Linked DNA regions of Homo sapiens: region 2 is linked to region 1. A link is an interaction called in ENCODE POLR2A ChIA-PET data of the cell type or tissue named here. Cell type or tissue: MCF 10A. All regions are shown on one strand. Each heading gives the region's core, and the rest is flanking DNA. Links, peaks and the distances in the headings are about the cores only. Region 1 has its middle 31 kb from the start of TGM2. Region 2 overlaps TGM2 (transglutaminase 2).

Region 1 (12,140 bases), core at 1,980-9,979:
AGCGATCCTCCCACCTCAGCCTCCTGAGTAGCTAGGTCTACGGGTGCGTGCCAACACGCCCAGCTAAATTTTTTGGTGTGTTTTTTGTAGAGACAGGGTGTCTCTATGTTGCCCAGGGTTGTCTTAAGCTTCTGGCCTTAAGACAAGGCCAGAAGTGGTGATCCTCCCTCCTCAGCCTCCCAAATTGCTGGGATTACAGGCACAAGCCACTGTGCCCAGCCATTCTTATTATATTTTATTTTCTTATATTCAGCCCATCGGTCCTGCTGGTCAGGGTCTTTGGACATCCTGGTTCTGATATCCAATGCCTTATTGCCCCTCCTAGCTGTGCTGTACTGGGCCATCTTCCCACCTTAAAATGATTTATAGACATGTTGAACAGGATGGGGCTGGGGACAGAGCCCCGTGACATTCCACTGTGGACCTTTGTCAACGGCAATAGCAAGCTGATCGTTGATATCTTCTGGCTTCTGGTTATCATAGGGATACAGCCCAGCTTCCATCAATTTGTTCTTCCAGTGCCTAAATGTTAGAACTCCATGCAGGTGGAAAGAGTGTATCTCAGAAGACAGAAGTGACTTGCCCAGGCTCACTCAGCAAGTCAGAGTCAGAGCAGGGGCAAAGTAAGCTGCCTGAGGCTGACCCACTCCAGGGCTTAGGGGATTTAAATTCCTCTGATGGCTACTCAGCAGCTCAGAGTGGACCATGCACTGCTCTGATCTAGCCTAAAAAGGGGTGGAATCCGAGGGCCTGCCCCAGCCAAGCACACGGTGTCCATTAGCCTATTTTGGCATCTGGTCTGACTCTGGAGAATGGGCAGGGGGCCAGTGCTCTGCAGAGAGGGTGGGTTGAGCAGACCCATCTGATTAGAGGCACCAGCAGCTGCCTACTCAGGCTTCTGGGACAGAGTGACGGACAGAGCCCCCACATGCTCTGTGCTTCAGACCTAAGAACATAATCTCTACCCTCTGGGCCTCAGTTCTGCTACCTGTAAAGTGGGAGCAATTCCTCCTCCCTTGCTTACTTCCCAGAGGTATTGTAAGGAACCAGCAAAGAGGACTAGACTGTTTAGGCCTTCTAGAACATTCCAAACACATTGTCCTTTGCTCTGAGAGAAATGGGAGCCACTGAAGGAGTTTGAACAGAGGAGAGAAGCAATGTGCCTTAGATTTTTAAAAGGATGTTCCGGATACTGTGTGAGGAACAGATCACATTACGGGGAAGCTTGGAGCTGCTGAACCAGTAAGGAGACTATTGAAATAATCCAGGCCAGAGACAATGGTGGAGGTAGGGGAGCTGGTGAGAAAGGGTCACGTTCTGGATACATCTTGAAAGTAGAGCCAACAGAATTTACTAACAGACTGAGTGTGCGTGTGAGAGGCGTGTCAAAGGTGATTCCAAGGGTTTTGACCTCAGTAGGAGGGAGTTGTCATTGCCCGGGAAGGGAAGGTTGCAGGAGTTGCTGGTTTAGTGGGGCGAAAGCAGAAGTTTGAGTTTGAGACATGTGAAGTTTGAGTTGCCTCAGACATCCAAATGGAAATGTCAGGTATGTCATCATTAAATAAATAAGCCCTGCTGCCTCCTGAGGAGCACATGACTTCAACAGCATGGACTCAGCTTTCTAAGAAATGGCAGCTTGGTCAGACATGAGTGTCAGCATTCGAGCACCCACCTCCTGGCCACTGTTTTCTCTGTCTGCTCAGCTTCTTAATATACTCGCCTCATCTCCCATGTCTCCCCTGGTGCCTCAGTTCCAGCCCTACTCAATGGGTAGCTGCTTTTTCTCTAAGACACTCTGGGTCGACCTGGAAACCCCAAAAGCAAATTCTGAATACTTGAGGCAGCTTGTATTTAAAATCAGATCATCCTGTCTCTTTAGCCCAGGAGTTTGAGGCTGCAGTGAGTTATGATTGCACCACTGCACTCCAGCATGGGCAACAGAACAAGATCTCATCTCTTAAAAAAAAAAAAAAAGAAAAAATCAGATCATCCCAAACAAATGCCCCCCGGTGTGTAAAAATCTACCCAGGTGTTTTTGTGCACTGTAGAGACAGATATGTTTATTTCCTATAAGTGGATTATTATGCACGCAGGAGAGCTCTGAACCCATCCCTGCCATGAACAGGTGGGGAACTATTAGTGAGTCAGTCTTTGAGCCTGCGTGCTCATCTGTAAAATGGGCACAAGGGAAGTGACAATCAGAGCGGAGTTCAGGACCACATCTTCTGGACACTGACTCAGCCGGGCTCCTGAGCTGGTCTTCTGGGTTCGGCCAGAATCACTGATTGTTCAGGAAGCAACTCCTGGAGACCAGATTGTTCCAAGAAGGAGAGGAAACTCAAATCTTAGAAATGGGTGGTGGCTTTCCTATGTCACACAGCAACGCAGGTCTGAACTGGGGCTGGGACCAGGCTCTCCTGAGGTCAGTTCAGGGGATCACCCTCACCCTGCCTCCTCACTGCATACACACACTCCCAGGGTCTCTGAACTTAAAGCAGCCCACTTCCTAGCCAAAGAAACATTCCCTCGACCCCACCTCGTGTTCCACTTTGCCAGGGACCCTCCCTCCCTTCTCTCTCCTCCCTGCCTGGACATTCTCTCTGTACTGCTGCCACCTGCTCAGCTGCTTGGTTTTACGCAGCCCCCCATGAATTCAACCTTCAGAGAAAAGTCTAGATTTCTGGCCTCTGTGGGTCCATGGACCCAAGTATAAAGTTTATAGAGCATTTACTTTGTGCCAAATACTGTTATGAGTGATCAATCACTTACCAACCCTCTTAGCAACCTTAAGACATTGAAACAGGTGGGGCGCAGTGGCTCACGCCTGTAATCCTAACACTTTGGGAGGCCAAGACGGGTGAATCACGAGGTCAGGTGTTCGAGACCATCCTGACCAACATGGTGAAACTCTGTCTCTACTAAAAATACCAAAATTAGCCAGGCGTGGTGGTGCACACCTGTAGTCCCAGCTACTCGGGAGGCTGAGGCAGGAGAATAGCTTGAACCCAGTAGGCAGAGGTTGCAGTGAGCTGAGATCGCACCACTGTGCTCCAGCCTGGGTGACAGAGTGAGATGCCATCTCAAAACAAAAGCAAAAACAAAAAACACTGATACTATCATTAGTCCATTTTACTAAGTAAACTAAGTCCCAGAAAGGTCAAAAGGCAGAGCTGGGATTTTAAAAAGTGGCCATCAGGCTCTTAACCCCCATGCTCTGGTGGCCAGAAATCTTGCCCTGATCAATTTCTATGGTCACTGCTTCAGGCAGCCCCCTCAGCTCTCACCCCTGCCTGTCCCTGGTCCAAGAGAGCCAGGCATCGGGGGGTAGCCTCCAGGGAAGATATGTCCAGGCTAAAAAGCAGGGAAGGCTACAGTGGGTCTGGGTCAGTATCAGAGAGGGACATGGGCTAGGACAGGCTCACTCTCAGTACCGTCCACCCATAGCTGAGTTTGGCTCTGCCAGGGGCTGGGCCAAGCCCTGCAGGCCAAGCAGGAGACACCCCCCAGGGAAGGCCAGGCCCTGAAAAACAAGCTTCCTCCCTCTGCCAGCTCAGCCTGCCCAGCCCCGCTGGAGGCCTCAGTGGCAAAGCCGCCATCCTCCAGGGCCAAGGCTGGGCTTTCAGGACATTCAGGCCCCAGAGCCTGAGGCCCCCAGCCCTGCCCTGAGCTCTAGCCTTTTCTTCTGAAAAGAGACCCCTGTTCTCTCCCTGAGCACATATTTTGACCCTTTATTTTCTGCCTAGGCAAGAAGCAGGGAGAGGAGCCCCAGAATGCCTGTAAGGACATCTAAGCTGTCCATTTAACAACTGGGGAAACTGAGGCACACAGCAGAGAAGTGGCTTACTAAGATTAGTCTGCTGGTAAAGTGGTGGGCCTGGGACTAGAACTCAGATCTGAGTCACTCTCAAGTCTAGCCATCCACCGCATTGCAGGGCCTCTAAGAGGAGAGGAGAGGCTTGGGAGAATGCAGGGTATGCTTGGAACACCCCCAAAGAGGAGTGTGTCAAACAGATGCTCCTGTGATGCCAGGGTCCACACTTTCCTGGTAACAAGAGAGTTAGGACAGAGCCCTCAGGACTAAAACCATTTCCTTAGAAAAAGGGAAAACCAAAACAAAGCAAAAAATAAAAACACAAACAGTCAAACCCACAATGAGCAGTCATACTCACCACTCCCTCACATGGAGGAACAAACTTAGATGGAAGATGTGGAGGTGGCTTGGTGTTGCCATCCATCCATCTTTCCATCCATCCATCCATCCATCCTTCCATCCATCCATCCATCAATCCATCCATTCATCAAACATTTGTTTGCCCACATAATGTATTCCAGGTGCTATGCTGGGTGATTGGGATTTAGCTTTTCACAAACCAGTCTCAATTCTCCTGGAAACAGACAAGACAAGAGGCAATTATCAATATGCACAAATGTAGCCAGCTCCATGTTGTTGGGTCAAGAACAGGAGACATAGATCCCGAAAGAGGGCACCAAACCTAACCTAGGAAAGAGCATGGTCAGGGAAGGCATCTAGGAGGAGGTGATGTTGGAGCTATCTTTTAAACGATATGTAGGAGTTAGCCAGGTAGGCAAGTGGGAACAGCAGGTGCCAAGGCCTGGTGGGGCAAGACAGTGCAGCCTCTTTAAGGAACTGCTGGGAAGCCAGTCACCCTGAAGGAGGCTTGGGGAAAGACGAAGTGAGTCCAACCCATGTGGATCTTCTGGGGCTTCCCCAAGCCCTGATGTTTAGGTTTCTGCTCTGACAAAGGTCAGGAGGAGGTTATGGAGATGCTGGGGGCTGGGCCAAGAACAGGGAGCAGAGGCGGGGAAGCTGGAGACCAGGCAGATTCTTTGGAACTTCCTGGAATAAGACCTCCAAGTTCATGGCATGTCCACGGCTCAGGGCCAGGGTGCTTGCTTTTCTGAACCCACGTTTCCCATTTGAGGCTGAACAGGTGGTGGAATTCTAGGTGCTTAGAGTTAGAAAATGATGATGATGACGATGACCACTTATCCCTGGATAAGGGCCTGGCCTGGATCAGGTTTCCCACAAATACTGGTTCTAATTCTTGCCACACTGTTTGCTGTGGAGGTCAGGGAGGTCAATGAAGTTTCACCCAGGATCCTACAGCTGCTCAGAAGTAGAGTTGGGATTGGATCCAGGGGTATCTGATCCGAGCTTCAGCCAGGTGTGAAAGGGGTCCTCAGTGGGACGGGCTGTTGCAGGTGGGACCCCAAAGCAGGCTCTGAGACAGGATTTGTGTGAAAGTGGCTTATTAGGGAGTGACCCCAGGAAACACCAGAGCCAAGCGGGATGCTGGGTAGCGAAGGGAAGGAGGCCAAGTACAGGAAACACCAGAGCCAGGCGGGATGCTAGATAGGGAAGGGAAGGAGGCCAAGTACAGGAATGCCAGCAAGGTGAGTCCTCAGGCAGGGCAGAGGCGGAAGAGAGCTGGAGTCTCTATTGCCCCTGCCCTGGCAGTCGTTGGGTAGTGGCTGTACCCCCAAGGGAATGAGAGGAGGCATCAGTTTTCGGGCACTTCCAGCTCCCTCTATGTCCAGGCAAAAGGACTTCTGGCAGCTGGGGCAGCCCACGACAGAGACACAGGTGCAGGCTGCTGGGGATAAGTGCATATCAGGAGCTGCTGTGCTGGAGATCAGAAAGGGATTCCTAGGATCTACAGGTGCACAGAGGAGCTGAGCAACCATCCCAGGACCTGGCCAGTTTCTGTGGTCACCTCGCTGTCTGCAAAATGCTTCCGTACTGTTCCGCCTCCACACTTTTGCACATGCTGTGCTCACTCATTCAACAAATAGTCCTCAAGACCCTACTATGCACCCACTATGAGCTAGGCTCAGGAGCAGGGCGGTGAACAGAACAGCCTGGCTTGGTCTTTCCCCTTATGGAGCTTAGAGGCTGGCTGGGAGACAGACACCAGGTCATCACTGCAAAGAGATGTGAGCTCTGAAAGGAAAGAGGGAGGTTCTCTGAGAACAGAAAAACTTGATGTAAACTGAGGGCATCAAGGAGAGCTTCCCTGAGGAAGTGACGTCTCAGCTGAGATCTAGTGGGGGAAGAGACACAACACAGACAGTGGGAACAGCCAGCCACCCAGAGCTTCCCTGATGAGGGTCTCTCAGCCCCAGGAGCTCCTGGGGGAGGCCAGTCCTGTTCAGGAGACTTGGACAAGCTGAATCCCTTCACCGAGCCTCAGTTTCCTCATCTATGCAAGCACGCAGAAGCAGCTTGGGCTTCCAGCTCTGACCTTGGCTCAAAATATCCACTGAGAAGTGGGCACAGCAGCTGTTGGACTCTCAGTGACCTCTGGCCCTGTGACCCCAGAGCCTTCCTCCCTGTGCCCTCTGTGGTCAGACTGTGACCTCTGGGGCTTATCAGCCTGGCCCCTAGGGTACCCCACGTATGATGCCTGAGTTGCAAAACAACTGCCCAGTTCCCCAGAAGGCTGCTTGAGAAATGTCAGCCCTCAGGGGAAGCTGACGTGGCGTCAGTGCTTTCAGAGCTATTGCAGAAATGGCTCCATTTCTGGAGAAAGCCCAGCCTGCGTGATAGCAAGACTGGCTGCTAGACTCAGAGCTGGCAGCGGCTTGGTGTGCATCCCTGGGCAGCCTGTAACCTCACAGTATCACAGCTTATCCTTTGGGGGCCTGCAAACCTTCCATGCGTGTTCATTCATTCAACAAATATTTACTGAGTACCTGCTATGTGCCAGGCAATGTTCTAAACACTAGGGGAGACAGCAGTAAACAAAAAACAAGCAAAAGAACAAAACCCAAAAATTAAAGGCCTGCCCTTGTGGAGCTTACATTCTGCTGAGGGAGTCCAACAACAGACAAATAAACAAACATGTGTATACATAATATTGGCCGGTGATAAGTACTTTGCAGGAAAATACAGAGGGACAGAACTGCTAAATAAGACAGTGAGGTCAAGGAAGTCCTCTTTCAAGAGGTAACGTTTGAGTAAAGACCTAAAGGAAGTGAGAGAGGAAACTATGTGGATATCTGGGGAATGAGTACACCAAGGGTATACAAAGCCAAGGGAAGAGTAAGTGCAAAGATCCTGGGGCAGGAATGCACTTGATGTGTAAGGAATGGCAAGAAGGCCGGTGTGGCTGGAGTCCAGTGATGGAGATGGAGGATGCATTGGACACTGGGGTTACAAACCTGAGTGCATTTTGTCAATGTGTTTGCATATGTGCGTGTGTGTGTGAGAGAGAGAGAGGAAGAGAGACGGACAGAGAGACAGAGACAGAGAGAAAGGAGACACAGAGAGACCTGGAGACACATAGCTTCCTTTCTTTCTTCCACCACCCCCTCCCCATCTTGGCATCATCATGATTAAGAGAGGGGAAAACACAGATGATTAAATGATTTAAATGTGCAAGTAAAATAACACCTCAGTGAGCACATTATGCAAATCTATTTAATTAACATCCTAAATGAGGTGAAGCCACCAAGGCGGATGAGCTAATTTCCCTGGGGGCTCCAGCTCCATTCTTGCCCTCCCTGAATGCCAGAAACTTCTCTGGGTGGAAGGAAAGGGGGTGGGCAGGGGCTCACAAGAGGGCCTGCTGCATGCTGGCACTTGGCACACAGGGGAGGCTTTACCCTAATTTACTCTCAATTAGCAGCAACAGTTACTGCCCTGTTTCATAGAGGAGAAAACTGAGGCTTGGAGAGGGCGCAGAGATTAGAACCCAGACCTCCTTAGAGCTCTTTGCTAAAAAAATTTTCAACTTGTCTCTTGGAGAGGTTTGAGCCTTTAGAAAGGACTGCCGCTTCCTTACATCTTTAAGGCAGGAATTATCTGCAAACCTTTTCTGTAAAGGGACAGATAATAGGCTTTGTGGGCCAGAACCAACTGTGTCTTTGTAGTTCAAAAGCAGCCACAGATAATCTATCAATGAATAGGCATGGCTGTGTTGCAGTAAAACTTTATTTACAAAAACAGGTCCCGAGGCCAATCTACAGGCTGCAGTTTGCTGATTGCTCTAAGGGATCTGACTGAATCAGAGCTTCCCCTGTGCAAAGCAGTTAACCACGGAAGGCCGTGGGACTCTAGGCAAGTCCCTCATCCCTCTGATCCTGTTTCTTCACCTGGACAATGAAGGAATGTTCTGGGTGAGGTCCAGTGATGAGAGGGGGGTGAAGCCGCCCATAGGAAGACAGAAGCTGCCCTGAACTTTGGGTGGGGCAGACCCTGGCAAGACACTGTTTGGCTACTATCACTGCATCACAACTTCGTGGTGTAAAACTCGCAGGGTCCTGTGGGTCAGGATAGCAGGCATAGCATAAGGAGAGACAGTTTGTCCTGATACGTGATGTCAGCTGGGAACACTTGAAGGGTGACTCAATGGCTGGAGGGTGGAATCATCTGGAAGCATCTGCACTTGCAGGTCTGAGGATTGACACTGGCTGTCAGCTGGGAGTTCAGCTGGGCTGTTGCCAGAGCACCTCTACGTGGCCCCTCTGAGGGGTCTCTCTGCATAGACTGTTTGGGCTTCCCCACAGCATGGTGGCTGGGCTCCAAGAGAGTTAGGTGGAAATGCATTTTTATGACCTAGCTATGGAAGCCACATGTTGTCACTTCCATCACACTCTATTGTCAAGACAGTCACAAAGGGGAAGGAACATAGACCCCCACTGCTCAATAGAAGGAGAGTCAAGGTCACAGCGTAAGAAAACCATATGGGATGGGTGATGTTGTGGCCAACTATGGCCAATACAATCTACCCCATGCTCATGGTGAGAGGCCCCCATGTGGAGTCTGGGCCTAGAACCTTGCTTCACTGATTCAAGGCAGCATCAGCCCTGTTACTGGGAGCCCAAGCTGTTCAGACCCCTCCCTCCAGACCCATCCAAGCCTTTTCTGGTCAAAACCAGCCCATGCTTAATCCTGGGTCTCCTTCCAAAGTAACCCTGAGCCATTGCTGCAGTAGGACTGTATTCTCAGTCAGAGTTAAGCCTTTTTTCTTACAAACAATGAAGGAGGGCCGGGTGCACGGTGGTTCATGCCTGTAATCCCAGCACTTTGGGAGGCCAAGGTGGGCGGATCACGAGGTCAGGAGTTCGAGACCAGCCTGGCCAACATGGTGAAACCCCCTCTCTACTAAAAATAAAAAGATTAGCCAGGCATGGTGGCAGGTGCCCGTAATCCCAGCTATTCGGGAGGCTGAGGCAGGAGAATTGCTTGAACTTGGGAGGCGGAGGTTGCAGTAAGCCAAGACTGTGCCACTACACTCCAGCCTGAGCAACACAGTGAGACTTTGTCTCAAAAAAAAAAAAAATGAAGGAAACATAAGCAAACAGCTCCCACCCACACGTCAGCCCTGGTGACCCCAGCATTTACAGTAGAGTTGGCCAAGCAGATGGAGAAATGTTGAGACAAAACTAGCTGGGAAATGCCTCCCAAGCCACAGGATGTGATTATGTGTGGTGGGCTGGAGGGTGGAGCTGGGGTCCTGGCATGGACCCCCAGAGCAGAGGCCTTCACAGAGCAGCTGGGTGGAATGGGGTCCCCGCCAGAGGCTGGGGTGCACCAGGGTCACGCGGCTGCCGCAGATGATTGCAGAGTGGAAGGAATCACTGAGGTCAGAGTTGCCGAGGCTCTGCGGGGAGATCTGAAAGCCTGAGCAGCCCCCAATCAAATTAACAATGGCTCCCTGACCTGGCTCATTCCTGAATTCCACCTCCTCCACCATCTGATCCTCTCCCCAGCAATGAGAGTGAGTTGGAGGAGGAGCCCTGGACTCCAGACAGGGAGGGACTCGCTGGGGTCTCACAATAAGCCAGAGGCTGAGCTGAGACTAGAACCCAGGGCCCTGCCTCTTCCACTGAGGCAGTCCAGCAGAGGCCTCTGGGGCTTCAGAATCCCTTGTATGTACATGGGTCTAGGCCGGACACAGTGGCTCATGCCTGTAATCCTAGCACTTTGGGAGGCTAAGGCGGGTGGATCACCTGAGGTCAGCAGTTCGAGACCAGCCTGGCCAACATGGTGAAACACAGTCTCTACTGAAAAAAAAGAAAATTAGCCAGGTGTGGTGGCACATTCCTATAATCCCAGCTACTTGGGAGGCTGAGGCAGGAGAATTACTTGAACCCAGGAGGCGGAGGTTGCAGTGAGCCGAGATAGCGCCATTGCACTCCAGCCTGGACAACAGAGTGAGACTCTGTCTCAAACAAAACAAAACAAAGCAAAACAAAACAAAACAAAAAGGGTCTAATATTAATAATCATGCCACCTCCCACTCATGGCACTCACATGCCAGTGCTTCACCTCACAGAACCCCCCAACAGTGCTAGAGGGTAGGACTCCTCTGTCACCCCCATTTCCAGAGGAGGATATGTGACTTAGAGAATGAATGGTGGAGCTGGGACAAGACCCCAAGCCTGGCACTTGCACTCAGGGGCACGTTTTGTGGGTGGGAAGCGGCCCTCCCTGAAAGTGCTGGCATGCTAGCATACCCCCAGCCCTGTTCAAGTGCTTGGAAGCTTCCTGACCCAGGCCACTGGCAACCAGAACTCCCAGGGCCCCTGGCTGAATCCGGCTATGTTGTCAGGAGTTCCTGGCAAGTGTGGAAGCAGGTGGGCCCCACAGACTTCCCAACCCCAGCTATCCTAGCAGCTGCAGCCAGGATAATTGTCCCCATTTTTTTTGGGGGGGGGGGGTGGGGAAACAGAGTCTCCCTCTGTTTGCCCAGGCTGGAATGCAGTGGTGTGATCTTGGCTCACTGCAACCTCCACCTGTGCATCAACCTCCAGGGTAGCTGGGATTACAGGCGTGCGCCACCACGCCTGGCTACTTTTTTGTATTTTTAGTAGAGGCGAGGTTTCACCATGTTGGCCAGGCTGGTCTCGAACTCCTGGCCTCAAGTGATTCACCCGCCTTGGCCTCCCAAAGTGCTGAGATTACAGGCATGAGCCACTGTGCCTGGTCAATTGTCCCCATTTTAACAGATAGGCAAATCGAAGCCCAGAGAGGAAACCAGGCCACCCTTTCCAGAGGGGTTGAGGCGAGGAGCAGAAGCTGCAGTTAGACCCTAGCTCCTTCCCCAGGGTGAGCTGGATGCGTGGGAACCATGGAGGAGCAGGCACGAGTGAGCGGCTTCCTCCCTGCAGATCTCAGCAGATCAGACAGTCGCCATGACTCATCCCCACATCCCATCGGCCCTGAGGCTGCCCTGGCCTGGGACTTCCTAGCTCCAGTCTTGTTGCTCAGGGGTGTGGAGGACACCAGATCTACCCTTACCCTCCACCCATGCCTGGGGAGACATTGTTCTTAATGAAACACACCAGATGGGTGGGGTGACCATGTCATTTATTGGCCAAACCAGAACAATTTGGAGAGCTATTAATAATGATGTGGTGATTGTTAGCATTAACCAGGACTGGCCAAGACAAGTAGGGATGTCTGGTCTCTCTATTGACAACTGCAATAGTCATTGCCTAACTCCAAGTACTAGACGCACCAATGTCAGTCACTCAGGCATCAGCCACAGGTTAGGGCCAAAGTGTTCCGGGGCAGGTATATTTTTGAGAATTCCTCAAGTCAGGGGGCACTCCTAGGGGAATTCAAGTCTACGTGTAGGACATACTTTGAAATGAGACTGCTGAGTTTGCATCTTGGTCCTACCATGTAAGGGCTGTATGAGCTCAGACCCGTTACCTATTCCCTCTGACCCTGAGTTTCCTGATCTATAGAACCAATTGACCCCCGTAGAACTGTTGCGGGAACAAAAAGAGATAACTCAGGGTAAATGACCCACAATGCTGGCACAGCATATATGCTCAGTAAATAAGAGGTCGTTATTACTTTGTATTAATGTGATTATTAACTATGCTGAAAAAGGCAGACCTCACACTTTCAGATATGGCCTTGCCCTGGGGTTACTCACAGTGTTGCGGGGAATGAAGTCCAGGCTAAGGGACTGAGTGCTGGGCATGAAGGACACACCGAGGGTTGTGGGGTTCGGAGATGTAGGAGAGGCTTGGGTAGGGGCATCAGGGTGGGCTTCCTGGAGGTGGCCCCTGGGCAGGGTCATAATCATGTCAAGATTAAGGTCCTAAGAAACACCTGTTTCTAAAGAGCTTATCGTGCTCCCTTTTCTCAGTATAACTACATA
Region 2 (8,000 bases), core at 1-8,000, 52 kb before region 1:
CAGCCCCAGGGCGTGTGTGTTCTCCAAGTGAATACGGGTGCCTGATGTTTACGTAAGTGTGGTTGATAACCGCCCCACACTGTCCGCAGACTTCCAATGCTGAGGACTAGAGGCTGGATAGATACAGTCTAGCACATCCATGTGATGGACCACGGTCACATTAAATAAAAATTCAAATCACAGAAAACTATCTGCTGGAGAAATGCCAATGCTTTATCCAGAAGTGGACAGAGCTGGGAAAAAATGTTCCATGCCGCTGGAGGTCTTAAACCAGGGCCCACGGATCCCCCCAAGGCACTACCAACAGAATTCAGGGGTCTATGAACCCTATGATGGGGAAAAAAGGGTATCTTTGTTTTCACCATAGCACTTTCTTCAATTGCAAAAGCAGGAAATGACCATAGCAGCCTGAGGAGCACTTAGGACTTGTCACTCATAAGAACCACAGGCGTGGTCATTACAACCTTACAGCTGTCCCAGATGGCAGGAAATTAATTTATGCTCATAAATTATCTCTACAACTATATTATGGAACTTACTGACTCTACCGCTAGATCTTGTTCTATAAAGAAGCATATGTTATTATATCATAAATTCATTTTTTAAAACTTGTGACAACTGTATTTTAATGTAATTGGTTTTCTTTGTAACGCTATGTATTATATTTTATACATTTAAAAATATTCCTAGAAAGTGTCCATATGCATCACAAAATTGTGCCTTAGTGTACTCTCTCTTTCAAACACACAGGTACTACATATATATATGTGTGTTTATATACATACATATATAAACACACACATATACACCCGCATACAAATACACGATTTGAAATCAGTGGAAGCTCGTGTGAATGTTAATGCTGCTTATTTTAGAGGGAGGAGACAAAGATGCTATTTGATTTTTTTCTTTGAGCTTCTCTGTATTTCCTGCTTTCCGCAATGCACGTGAATTATTTTTGAGATTTATCAAGAAGTGTGTTATTAAGATGTAAGTGAGGTCCCCCACCCTTCTGTGGACCCATCAGTGGTCTCCGGGTGAGCTCCTAGTTCTGCCGCCCTCCAGCTGAGTCACTTTAACTCTCCAAGCCTCGTCTTCCCCATCTGTTTGACGCGACAGTGCCCGCCCACGCACCTTCGCTCTTCTCCTGGGGCGTTGGGTCCAGGGCCTGCCAGCCCTCGTACCCCGGCTGCAGGTCCGGCCTGGTCATCCACGACTCCACCCAGCAGTGGAAGTTCCTGAGGGGGATAGGGGGGCGGGAATGAAGCAGAACATGAGCAACATTCATCGCCACCTCCCACGGGCAGACCATGCATTCATGTCCCCAGATGCAAGCTCGCCTCGTCCCAAACTGAGCCCAGGGTGTCTCCCCACTGCCTTGTTCTTCCCCCCACGGGGGCCCATCTCACAGCACCCTCTCTAGCCAAGGCGCCCACTCCTACACCTCAGAGCCCTTCTCAACTCCTCTCCCCTCCTTGCCCCTCTCAGTGGCCCCTTTGACCTCCTAATTTCTTGGCTCCATCCCTTCTTTTCTGTCCGTTCAGGGCTTATCACTCCCCACCTGGACCACGCCCCAGCCCCCCGCCCATCTCTTCCCCTCTAGCCCTCCTGGCAGTTGTCAGCCCCGCCCTCTCCCACTCTGAATCCTTGAGTGACAACCTATTGCTTTTGGAATCAAGCCTGGGCCCCCTAATGTGGCATTCCAGACTCCCGACAACATTTGCAGCATGATTCTTCCTGAGGCCCCATCATGTATGTGGTTGACTTTCCCTCTAGGCCTTCCCCAAGCCTGCTCAAATACTGCTGAACTTTTAAGGCCCAATTCAAATGTGACCTCCTCCAAGAAGCCCTCCAAGGTTTCCTCTCCATGGGGCCCTCCCTACTGGGCTCCGATCCCACCCTGGCCCCCACCTCACCAGATCATCTCGCTCTTGTCACCCTGGATCTCCCCAAACTCATTGCGGAAGTACTCGATGAGAAGGTTGCTGTTCTGGTCATGGGCCGAGTTGTAGTTGGTCACGACGCGGGTAGGGATGCCCAGGCACCTCAGCACTGTTGGAGAGGAGTGGAAAGCGGGGTGAGGTCCTGGAGACATCCGCCCTGCTCTGGGCCTCCACCTGCCCATCTGCATTCCAGGGAACACTGTACCTGCTGTCCAAGTGCTGAGAACATGAGCCAGCCCTTCCTGCCGGGACAATGGCGCCCACCTCTCTGGTCACCCCATGTCCATTCTATGCCCCTCACATCACAGTTGCCAGAAGGAGACTCTAAAATACAAACCCCGGCCAGGCGTGGTGGCTCACGCCTATAATCCCAGCACTTTGAGAGGCCGAGGGGGGCCTGAGGTCAAGAGTTTGAGACCAGCCTGGCCAATATGGTGAAACCCCGTCTCTACTAAAAATACAAAAATTAGCCAGGCATGGTGGTGCACGCCTGTAATCCCAGCTACTCAGGAGGAGGCTGAGGCAGGAGAATTGCTTGAACCTGGGAGGCGGAGGTTGTGGTGAGCCAAGATTGCACCACTGCACTCCAGCCTGGGCGACAGAGTGAGACTCCATCTCAAAATGAAATAAAGTACAAATCTGATGTCACCACTCCTGTGATCAATTGTCCTTGGTTCCCCATGGCCCTTGAGGTCAAGGCCAGTGCCCTGGCCATGGCCCTTGGCCCTGCAGGGTCTGGCCCCTGAACCCCTCCTCGCACGCTGTGCTCCTCCACACTGGCCTCCAGCATGCTCTGCCTCTGCCAGCTTCAAGGCATCGGTGTCTGCAATTCCCTCTGCCTGGAAGGCTGCCTGCCAGGTTCAGGTTGCCCCATCATTTGCATTCATAGCACGGCTGGAGATCCTTCATCCTTCCAGTGTACAGGCATGTGAGGGATTCTTTAATTAGTCCTCCAAGGCCAGTGAGGGATCTGTCTTATGTTAGATCCTGGAGCCCAGCACAGGCCTGTCATTGACTATTTTGTCAAATGGGATGAAGGAGTGGAGGAAGGAGAGAGGAGAGGAAAGAGGGAGGGAGGGAAGGAGTGATTGAATGACTGACTCTCCCCAAGATAGGGACTTAAAGACTCAAACAGCAGAACAGGCAGAGGAGGGCACAGAGGTCGGGAGACCCAGCTGCTTTCAGCTGTGTGACCTGGGACCAGTCCCTTCATGTCTCTGGGCCTTGGTTCCATCTCTTTGTGCATTAGTGATGCCACTGAGGACTCATCATCATTCCCAATGTACAAGAACACGGATGCACGTGGCCCTATAAATAGGTCGCAGCACAGATCAGGGTCCTCAGACTTGTCCGGAGGGAGGGCCCTGCATACCTGCCAACGCCCTGTTTGCTGGGAAAGGGGCTGATGTTGCAATGACAGGTTAAACAGCAACAGGACATTGACTGGCATCTGCAAGCTGAGCTCAGCTCAGAGAGGCGAGGAGCACAGGGGAGGGAGGAAAATCCCGGTGTGGATCTCACCCACACGGCCCACTGGGTGCTCCTGGCAGACGGAATTATGGGTGCTTTTACTCTCTCATTTTAAAAATGTGCTTTTTATGTGTATTGTAAAAGTAACAGATTCCCAGAAAAAAATATCTAAAAAATGAAGAGAAACAAGATTAGGCGTAATAAGGTAATCTGTGGGACTTTTGTTTTACTTTTAGTTTTGATTGAAGTTGAGTTTGGGAGTGGGGGAGAAGGGATGCGACCTTTGCCCTGGGGCCACCATCGATAGGCCAGGGTAAGAGCTTACTGGTTGGCCCTGGATTCCTGCCAGGAGATTTGTAGGAGCTTCGAGGAAGGAGGAAGGAACAGCTATGACCTCCCCCTCTTGCCTGGTTTCTGTCCCCCTGAGGCCTGGGCAGGGCTCAGCCCTAAGGCTGCCCTCAGTGAAGGCTGGTGTCCTAACCACAGGTCTTATCCCACCATGCAGTGGGCCTGAGGACAGACCGGAGGACGGGGGAGGTCTGTCTCTGCTTTCCAGGGAGCCAAGTGCCACTCTTGCCCCAGGGGTGGTGTCCCGGGAGGCCTCCTCATCAGTCTAACAGGAGGCTGCCCCAGCACCGTGCACACCTGGATCAGAGACTGACCCTGCTGCTCACCAGCTGTATGACCTTGGGCAAGCCACTCCCCTCTCTGAGCCTCCATTTCCTCCTCAGTAAGACAAGCTAATAATAGCAGCTTGTGGGGATTTGTGGTGATTCAGAGAGAGGCCGCGGGTGTGGGCACAGCCTTGTCTGCCCATTCCCAGAGCAAGCATTGAGGGGGTGCTCGGGAACAGCACAGTGTGTCATGGTGCCCGTTACGGCAAACGTCGTCCATCAGTGCTGGCTGATTCATGGACATTGAGGAAGTACAGTGAGGGATCCGGCTAAGAAAGCTGGAATGCCAGGCTCCCCTGGAAATCCCCAAACCCAAGCCTAACCGGAGCCAGAGACTGTGCTAAGTGATCTCTCCCTGGTATTAAGAGCTTCCTATGAATGAGATCAGTCACCATTGTCTCCATTTTATAGATGAGGAAATTGAGGCTTGGAGGCATCAATTCTCTTGCCCAAGTCCACCCAGGGGTTAGTGGCAGAGCTGGATTCAAACCCAGGCAGTCCAGCTCCAGAGTTCATGGGCCAATTCACCATTGGCTCCCCACGTGAACTCCACGGCCACAGTGGTCAGACAGCCCTTTTCTTGGCCAAGTTTTCCCTGGCTCCATCCTACACAGCCTGGGAAGAGGCTGCGGGGACCAGAACACAGCCCTGCAGTGGGCAGCTGAGGGGCAGGATCTGCTGCTCAATCTTCAGGCGGCCACAGCCCAGGGTGACCAGGATGACCAGGGTTTCTGCCGGTGAGCCTGGGGATCCAGGTCTTGGATTTCGGGGTTTTTCCAGGAAAACCCATGGGCTTCTTTGAAAAGAGGTGTTTTAGGGCTCTCAGAGGGAAGTGTCTGGCATGAAGGAGTTTCCACAAGAAAAAGGAATTCAGAGGTCACGGGGAACAGGCAGTCCCAGGCAGAGAGGCAGGAGTCAGAAGGCAAGGACAGCCGAGCTGAGAACCTAGGTTAGGCTGCCCTGACCCAGCCTGCTGGTGTGGAGGATGTGCTGGGGGCCCTGCCAGGCACCCTTTCCTGGGCCTTAGCACTGGTTTTGGAATCAGAAAAGCTGGAAGCCCCAGACCAGCCTTTTAGATTGAGCCTGGTAATAATAATAGTCGTGACAATAAATAGTATCATCACATAAGTATTTTCTATTATGCACCCAAAATCATTTTAAGCACTTCCCACATTCATTTATTTATTTAGAGATGAGGTCTCGCTCTGTCACCCAGGCTGGAGTACAGTGGTGCAATCATGACTCACCGCAGCCTCGACCTCCTGGGCTCAAGTGATCCCCCTGCCTCAGCCTCCCAAACAGCTAAGACTACAGGTGCACCACCACCACGCTCAGCTACCTCACACATATTAACTCATTTAATCCTCACAACCATCCCAGTATAAAGGTACTACCGTTGTGCCCATTTTACATACAATGGAACTGTGGTTCAGAGGAGTTAAGTGATTTACCTAAGGACACACAGCTGGTAAGAAGCAGAGCTAGGATTTGAACCCAGGCCTTGACTTCAGAATTTGTGCTCTCTCTCTTTTTTTTTTTTTTTTTTTTTTTTTGAGAGAGGATCTTGCTCCGTTGCCCAGGCTGGAGTGCAATGGTGCAATCATAGCTCATTGCAGCCAACCTCCAGGGGTCAAGCGATCTTCCTGCCTCAGCCTTCTGAGTAGCCAAGACTCCAGACACACAACCATGCCTGCTAATTTTTATTTTATTTTATTTTTTTGTAGAGACAAGGTCTCACTATATTGCCCAGGCTGGTCTCAAACTCCCGGCCTCAAGCAATCCTCATGTCTTGAGTCTACGTTCTTAGCCAGCATGTGATGCTAACCCATTCTCATAAGCACCATCATCAGCCTGGCAACAATCATCGACATTTTCTGGCCTTAAATTTTGAAGATTTTTGTTTTAGATTTATTTTACTTTTTTGGTTTTAAATTGCTCGATATTCCCCCTCTACATTTTAGAACATGCTTTCTTTCTTGACACTGATATTACTGTTAGGATCCAGTTATTACTGGCTAATATTTGCCGAGAGTGACACTGGGCTAGGTTCTGTGCTGAGTAGCTTCATGTCACACCCACTCTAGGAGGAAGGTCTTGATGTTGTCCCCATTTTCCAGACGAGGAAACTGAGGTTCAGAAAGAAGTCATTTGCTCAAGGTCACAGAGCAAGTGGTGGGAGGGAGGGGGTTTTTAACTCAAGTTAAAAATCCTGAGTTTTTGAGAACGTGGGCTCCAGTGCCCAAGTTCTCAGCCCTGAGCCCATGCAGTCTCTCCAATGATAGCCCTTGATCCTAACAACCACTGGAGGGATGGCTATTGGATAAAGGACCGGAGAGGGTGGTCACAGGCTCTAGGCCACATAGCGCATTGAGAGTGTTGGTGGCAGGGGGCAGGACCAGGGCAGGGATGTCCTGATTCCTACTCCAGTGCTCTTCGTGCCCCCTCCCAGGGCTCATGACCCACATCCCAGCGTGCAGCTCACCTGTGCAGGCCACGGCGGCGAAGACCCAGCACTGGCCATACTTGACGCGCTGGCAGCCGTGGTTCTTCCAGCGCCGCAGGATGTCCACGCTGCCGATCCAGGACATGGGGCTGACGCCGTCCCCGTAGTTGTTGTCCCAGCGTCCCAGCAGCACACCCTGGTCATCGTTGCAGTTGACCTGCAACCAGTGGGGCAGCACGGGGACTGAGCCTGGGATGGGGTGTCGGCTGTGCCGCCTGGGTGAGCCTGAGTACAGCAGGGGGTGAAAGCTGGGGAGGGGAGCTCCAGGGTGAGGAAAGAGCAGGTGCAAAGGGGCCATCGTGTGACAGACTGGTGTGCGGCAGATGGTGGGGGCTGGAGCCGGGGGACAGGAGGGAGATGGGGAAGAAGGAGGTGGGGCAGGGTCAAGGACTTGAACGCGATACTGGGGATGTGACTCTGTCCTATGAACACAGGATTGCTCGGGAGTGACATGGTGTGATCTAAGTTTTACAAAGACCCGCTTGGGCCCCCCACCCCAGATTGTGTCGTTCCCCCTAAACTCCCATTACCTCGAGAATAAAATCAGCCTCCTGACCATGATCCAAGAGGCCCTTCTGGTCTCACCCCTGCCCACCTCTGCAGCTTCCTCTGCACCCACGGGCCCTGCTCACTCCACTCCAGGCACACTGGCCTCTCTTCCTTCCTCAAACCTGCCAAAGTCGCTCCCTTCTCAGGGCCTTTGCACAGCTGTGCCCTCTGCCTGGAATGCCCTTCTCCTGGGTACCACCTTAGGGAGCCCCTCAGCCCCTCCCTGAGCCTGGCCCTGCAGTCCAACGCTCTCACACCTCGGGTTCCTTCAGAGCGTGCACCATCATTTATGAACCATGTGAACTGCCTGCTCGTTCATATGGTAGTTTGGTTAGTGTCTGTCTCCCCTCCCCTCCCCTCCCCTCTATAACACAGTCTCCATAAAGCTAGAGATCACACAGGACTTGCACACAGCTGTCTCCCCAGTGCTTAGGACATAAGTGGTACTTGATAAATATTTACTGAAGAAATGAATAAATTAATTGCTCTGGGGGACCCCATAGCATCACCCTCATCTGTGCAAATCTTATCTTTCCAATATAAGGTCTTTTCCCCAAGACTTACCCATCTCCCGGGTCCCCCACCGCGCCTAGCCTGTGTCTCCACTGCGAGGGAGAGGCCTGCGGGAGCCCCCTGTAGGCCCCGCCCCTGGATGGGCCATGCCACTCACTCACCATGCCACTCACCACCCGGCCCACGTAGACGGGGCTGCTGCGGCGGGAGCAGTCACGGCCGGCGTTCTTCAGGAACTTGGGGTTGACATCTAGAAGGATCAGGCAGATGTCTAGGATCCCATCTTCAAACTGTGTCAGAGGAAACAAGAGGAGAAAGAGGGAGCTGGGAAGGCACCTCCTCCAGGAA

The links. ChIA-PET counts read pairs that join two places held together with the same protein. Peaks named below come from ENCODE experiments on the same cell type or tissue, not always from the same donor. Only the 100,000 strongest peaks of a DNase experiment are listed, where the experiment ranks them.
Region 2: POLR2A ChIA-PET joins it to region 1 with 20 read pairs; 3 of 35 experiments call an interaction of 5 or more read pairs at or near these places.

What each region holds. Positions count from the first base shown.
Region 1 is chr20:38,190,337-38,202,476 of GRCh38, forward strand. No RefSeq gene overlaps it. Among named protein-coding and RNA genes, the nearest start is that of TGM2, 31 kb to the left of the region's middle. In MCF 10A, for the core only: no CTCF peak of the experiment used is centred there; a DNase peak (open chromatin) is centred at 6,515.
Region 2 is chr20:38,140,148-38,148,147 of GRCh38, forward strand. TGM2 (transglutaminase 2) reads right to left here. Exons shown (of 13, transcript NM_004613.4): 5 at 7,814-7,942; 6 at 6,570-6,747; 7 at 1,917-2,052; 8 at 1,135-1,238. Among named protein-coding and RNA genes, the nearest start is that of TGM2, 21 kb to the right of the region's middle. RefSeq lists enhancers at 2,088-2,757, 2,758-3,426. In MCF 10A, for the core only: no CTCF peak of the experiment used is centred there; DNase peaks (open chromatin) are centred at 24, 3,354, 3,804, 4,224 and 2 weaker places.